2 separate regions of the Homo sapiens genome follow, and region 1 is linked to region 2. The links are chromatin contacts, found by Hi-C or POLR2A ChIA-PET in ENCODE. All regions are on one chromosome and are shown on one strand. Each heading gives the region's core, a stretch centred on a gene start or an enhancer-like site at or near the end of the contact. The rest is flanking DNA. Distances are from core to core; before and after follow the strand shown. Region 1 has its middle 22 kb from the start of CALM1. Region 2 holds the start of LINC02317 (long intergenic non-protein coding RNA 2317).

What was found. A loop is a pair of places that touch in the nucleus more often than their neighbours do. ChIA-PET counts read pairs that join two places held with the same protein, here RNA polymerase II (POLR2A). Pooled maps may share reads with other maps.
Region 1: a loop to region 2 is called in a map of gastrocnemius medialis, with 2.1 times the contacts of the local background. The contact joins the enhancer-like site here to the promoter of LINC02317 in region 2. A Hi-C loop is called at or near these places in 9 of 168 maps with a recorded cell type or tissue (A673, Calu3, dorsolateral prefrontal cortex and 5 more) and 6 of 50 pooled maps. POLR2A ChIA-PET finds 5 or more read pairs at or near these places in 8 of 52 experiments (A673, PC-3, Panc1 and 5 more).

What each region holds. Positions count from the first base shown.
Region 1 is chr14:90,418,017-90,420,716 of GRCh38, reverse strand. No RefSeq gene overlaps it. Among named protein-coding and RNA genes, the nearest start is that of CALM1, 22 kb to the right of the region's middle. RefSeq lists a silencer at 1,306-1,506. Within about 2 kb of position 1,361, at least 13 of the 41 ENCODE cell types and tissues checked have a DNase peak (open chromatin) inside an H3K27ac peak, as active enhancers do; they include PC-3, dorsolateral prefrontal cortex and gastrocnemius medialis, where a contact is called at or near this core.
Region 2 is chr14:90,453,826-90,456,525 of GRCh38, reverse strand. It overlaps LINC02317 (long intergenic non-protein coding RNA 2317), which reads left to right and starts at 1,409. Exons shown (of 3, transcript NR_146492.1): 1 at 1,409-1,429; 2 at 1,622-1,775. LINC00642 (long intergenic non-protein coding RNA 642) reads right to left here and starts at 1,296. Exons shown (of 4, transcript NR_033986.1): 1 at 1,148-1,296; 2 at 1-84. RefSeq lists enhancers at 1,430-2,047, 1,827-2,121, 2,048-2,665.

The DNA.
Region 1 (2,700 bases), core at 112-2,611, 36 kb after region 2:
GACCATCCTGGCTAACACGGTGAAACCCCATCTCTACTAAAAATACAAAAGATTAGCCAGGCGTGGTGGCAGATGCCTGTAGTCCCAGCTACTCAGGAGGCTGAGGCAGGAGAATGGCGTGAACCCGGGAGGTGGAGCTTGCAGTGAGCAGAGATCGCGCCACAGCACTCCAGCCTGGGCGAAAGAGCAAGACTCCGTCTCAAAAAAAAAAGGCATCAGGCCGGGCATGGTGGCTCACACCTGTAATCTCAGCACTTTGGGAGGCCAAGGTGGGCAGATCACTCGAGGTCAAGAGTTCGAGACCAGTTTGGCCAACATGGTGAAACCCCATCTCTACTAAAAATACAAAAATAAGCCAGGCATGGTGGCAGGCACCTGTAATCCCAGCTACTTGGGAGGCTGAGGCAGGAGAATCACTTGAACCCGGGAGGCGGAGGCTGCAGTGAGCTGAGATCGCACCACTGCACTCCAGCCTGGGTGACAGAGCGAGACTCTGTCTCAGAAAAATAAAATAAAGTGCATCAGTATGTTCATCAGCTGGCCGAACAGGTGGACCTATTTGACGCTGCGAGGTAAGTTCTGTTACCACGTGCGAGGTAAGTTCTGTTGGGAGCTGAGAAAGACAGGCCTCCAGAATGACATGGGGCAGAACTGGAAGAGAAAACTTGGCCGATTAGGCCATTGTGTCCATGGGGGACTGCCCAGGAGGCAATCAGAACACCGAATGGGGGAATCCAGTCATTTGTGGCTTGCTGGGTGGAAGGTGCTGGCTGGGGCATCGGGAGGCCGGGGTTCAGTCCTGGGCTTACCACCCTCTGCAAGTGGGACTTTGGTTGGTTCTCTGTCTCTGTTTGGGACCAAATTCTTCACCTATTAAGTGGGAGCCTGGGGCTGGGTGTGGTGGCTCATGCCTGTCATCCCAGAACTTCGAGAGGCCAAGTGGGAGGATCACCTGAGGCCAGGAGTTCAAGACCAGCCATGGCAACATAGCTGGACACTGTCTCTACCAAAAAAAAAAAAAAAAGTGGGAGCCTAGACCAGTTATCTCAGCATAACTTTCCAGCTCCAAACATTAAGAAAACCAGCCTCATTCTACCTCTTCCTTGGGAGGACTCTGGAGAAACCCTGGGTGTGGCAGGGTTTTCTCCCTGCCAATATGCTTGGCATTCAGGAAGAGCAGGATGTCACTGAGGCTCTTGCCGCCGGCGCCCGGGCCAGGAGGCCTGCAGGCCCGCCTGGAGCAGGTGAGGATTCAGGATGTGAGTGGGTTTTTCCCTGAAGCTTCTCAGGCCAGAGCCGAGGGAAATATCAGCATCCTGGCAGTTTGCCACCTGAGTCAGCCCAGCTTTGGCTCATTCGAGGAAAACTAACTGCAGGAAGCTAGGAAGTCTGATGTGTGGCAGGATGTGTGTGTGTGTGCGTGTGGGAAGGCGCATGCCCTTGTATGGGCCTATCCATGGGAAAGGGTTCACAGGTGTGCGATGCTGGCATTCGTCTGATACATACCATCGTGGCCATAACAGCCTTAAAATATTCTAAAGCTTCCTTACCTGCTGGTAAAAGCCACCGGCCTCAACACCCCCTGAGGGCCCCCTGCTGCCCCAGCTCCCTCCCTGGACCCCTGGGACCTCCCCCATGAGCCTCCAATTGAAGGGTTAACTCTCAACCCTGCACCAGCAAAAGCAAGAGAGTGTTCTGGTTGGTGGAAAGAACAGGGGACCCTCCCTGTTGTTACACATCTTGACAATTGCCCTGTGACTATGTACATGTGTGTATGTCCATGTGAAGGTTTGCATCTTCAAGCTCATACAGGCCAGCTTCACTAGAGAGCCTGTCACTCATCTCACCACAGCAGTTTAATAAAAGGTGTCCCCTTCCATGGTTTCAGAGGAAGGAGTCTGAAGTTTGGAGGCAGGAGAAAGGGGTTCCCTGCCCAGCAGGGCTCAGGGGCCCAGGTAGGAAAAGTAGCTCAGAGAAGCTGACAACCTGCCGAAATCACTCAGCTAGTAAAGAGAGGAGCTGAGGTTTGAACCCAAACATCCTGGATTGCACTAAGCCTGGGGTTTTATACTCTGAATCAGCCTGGGGATGAACAGCAGCTGCACCTCAGCTCAGCTTCCCAGCTTGCAAAGGTTTCTGACATCTATGGAGCCTCCCAACTCATTCATTCAGTAGGTGAGGTCCTGCGAGCCTAAGTGGCAGAGCCAGGGCTCAAACCCAGATATCAGTGACTCAGTGACTGGGTTCTTAGCATTGTCCCCACAGGCAGCAAAATGGGCACAGGGACTGTGGGGCACAAGCTATCTTCTCACTTGTGATATGCAGCATCACACACACTGGGCCAGCATTTTCTTAGGTCACTGAAAACCTGCTAAGATGCATGTATCACTGACCAAAACAAGGGAGACCAAAAGATGGGAGCAACCCAAATGTCCGTCAACTGATGAATGGGTAAACAAAATGTGGTATGTCCAGACAGTGGAATATTATTCAGCCATAAAGAGGAACAAAATACTGATACCTGCTACAATGTGGATAAACCTTGAAAACACCATGCTAAGTGAAAAAAGCCAGACAAAAACCACATATGGTATGATTCCATTTATATGAAATTTTCCGAGTAGGTAATTCCATAGAGGCAGAACACAAATTGGTGGTTGCCAGGGGCTGGGAGGAAGGGGGAATGGGGAGCGAGCGGTA
Region 2 (2,700 bases), core at 160-2,659:
CCCACAGTGAAGGCCACTCTGAATTGTAAAAGTTCCCCAGTCTTATTCTTCACTGTACTTGCATTTCTTCTGCAACATGTCCTTCTATATATAATTCAGAAAACATAACCTGAATGGACGAATGCCAGCCCTCTCCCCAGCTCCTGTCTGCCTGGTAAACTTCTGGTTCACCATAAGGCTCAGCAATGAGCTGTATCCTCATCCTCAACCCAGCCTTCAGGACTCCCTCCCTGTGCTCCAGATGCCCACGCTGACCTCTGCTCACACTCACAGCAGCATTGCAAGTGCCTGTTTCCCCACTGGGTCTCGTTCTCCTCTGCACTCCTAGCACTTAGCACAACGCCTTGCATAGGTCATCTTGAATGCATATGTGAAAGTGTCCTGCTTGCATGCCTCTGGAGACAGGGAGCTCACTATCACAAGACCGCTCATTCTGACAACTTCAAAGTTCTTCCTTAAACACAGCTGAAATCTACCTGTCAGAAACTTCTACCTGGGAACCTTAGGGAGGCTGCCAGTGCCACACTGAACCAGCCAGCTGCCTCTTCCACAAGACCACTCTTCAGAGTTGACTCTCTCTCCATTGTCCTCTGCAGCACCCACCAAAAGGTAGTGGGATATGGGTCAGACATTCACATTCTAAGTCACCAAGCTTGGCTCCCAGGAAGCCTCCCTAAGGTTAGAGGTTCTGGTCCTACTACTCCCTCAGATACCTGCACCCTCACCCTGGTCCCACTGGGACATCACCCCAACGGCCCAGAACTGTAGGGCACAAGTCTCGACGCCAGAGAACCCAGGTGGAGGGTAGAGGGTGGGCCTTGCAGCCTCCCTGGGTGTGAGAGTATCTGTCGCCACCCTTTCCTGATGCAGGTTAGGGGATGCCAAGTCCTAAAGAGGAGGCAGTTTTCTCAAAAATCACCCAGGGAATCTGTGCTGATCTCAAACTAGAGCTGAGAGAGGGAGAGACGCAGGCAAGGAAGAGGAGGGAGCAATGCGCTAGGATCAAATTCCACAGTTGACCTGACATAAGCCAGCTCACTGTGATTTACGCGCCACCGTCCTTGGGGTGGCAGAAGAGCTGAAATCCTTTCTGACATCTCAGGACCAAACTTGTCAAATCTCAGCAACAGCTTTTCCCCATCAGCACCCCAGGCTCTCTGAAGACTGTTCCTCGGAATAGCCTGGAGCTGCCGAGCCAGCCGCGACGGCTCCCGCCAGACTACACGCCTGGCTAAGAGCTCAAACGAGTCACAATGGGGAGGCTAGTGACCCCCATCCAGGGACGGCTCCCGCCAGACTACACGCCGGGCTAAGAGCTCAAACGAGTCACAATAGGGAGGCTAGTGACCCCCATCCATTCCCATGGCATCGTTTGAAGGGCTCTGGAGCCAGCCGCCTGGGTTCGAATCCTGACTGTCCCCCTCACCAGGTCCGTGGCCTTGGCCATCACTCAACCTGGCCCAGCCTCAGAGTCAGTGCTTGTCTCTGAACAATTAGGGCTGCGTGGGGGGCTAATATTTAGGACACGAATAAAATAATGTATAAGGCTTAGCCCAGTGTGTGCTCTTTAGAAAACATCAGTTAACATTAACCATCATTCCATATGTTCACTTCCTGCCAGGCTCTGGGGAGGAAAGGGAGCCCATGGCAGACCAGACCCCTGGCCGGCCAGGGTCCCCGGGGTCTGCGAGGAGGACGTTCATGGGCGAGTGTGTGGTGGTGGGTGAACTGCGGCAGAACCCGAGATTAACAGCTGGAACCCTCTCCTCTTGCAGGTGAGGAAGATGACACCTGGCAACACTATGCCTCACCCCTAGTTAGTGGCTCAGCCCAGACCTCGGGCTCCCGCCTAGCCCAGGACTCTGCCCGACTGTGGCCTTCTGGGCAAAGCTGGCACCAGGGTCAGAAGCCTGGGGAGCAGAGAGGCCCATTGTTAAGGCTGGGAGGCGGAGTCAGGAAGCCCAGGATGTAAACCAATGGGAGACCACGGTGATGATGTAATGCTCGGCCTTCACCTTCATTGGCTGCCGGTCCTGCCACTCCAGACCCTGCTCTGGGGCTCTGCCTTTCGCCGCAGGTTCTCCCGCAGAGGGGGTCATTGGTCTGGGAAGGAGATTGAAGAGTGGGGGTTGGAGGCTGAGGACTGAGCCGGGAGCTGTCGTCCTTCCCTGAGCCTACCAGGGAACTGACTGCTGCCTTTACTAAACACAAAGCTCCTGGGCGAGCCCGGGGAGCGGGTTCTAAACACCCCACCTCCTGGGGCAGCGCCGCGCCTGGCGTCTGCGGGGATGCAAATCTCAGGAGTGTTAGGAGGAGACAGAGGCACCAGCCCCGCTAGCCTGGGAGGCAGCCTGGTACCCAGGAGGGAGGAGGGTGGGGGCCTGGGTCAGCAGAAATAAAGCATGCAGCTCTGTACTTACCACCTCCTCTAAACATCTGTGATGATTATAGGTCTGGGTGAAAAGCGTGGGACCCTCAGCCCAGAGCCGCACAAGACTTGGATTTGCTTTGGAAACCACTGTGCTTTTCAACAAGATCGTTCAAATGGCCTGGGTGGAGACGGGGAGCTGGAGAGTTGGGGATGGAAGCCGATTTTAAGCCTGGAGGAATCCAAACTGCACACAGTAGTCCAAGGCCCTGCCCCGCCTCCGTCCACCACCATCCTCCCCCCGCACCCCCGCCATGAGGTCCATGACTGTA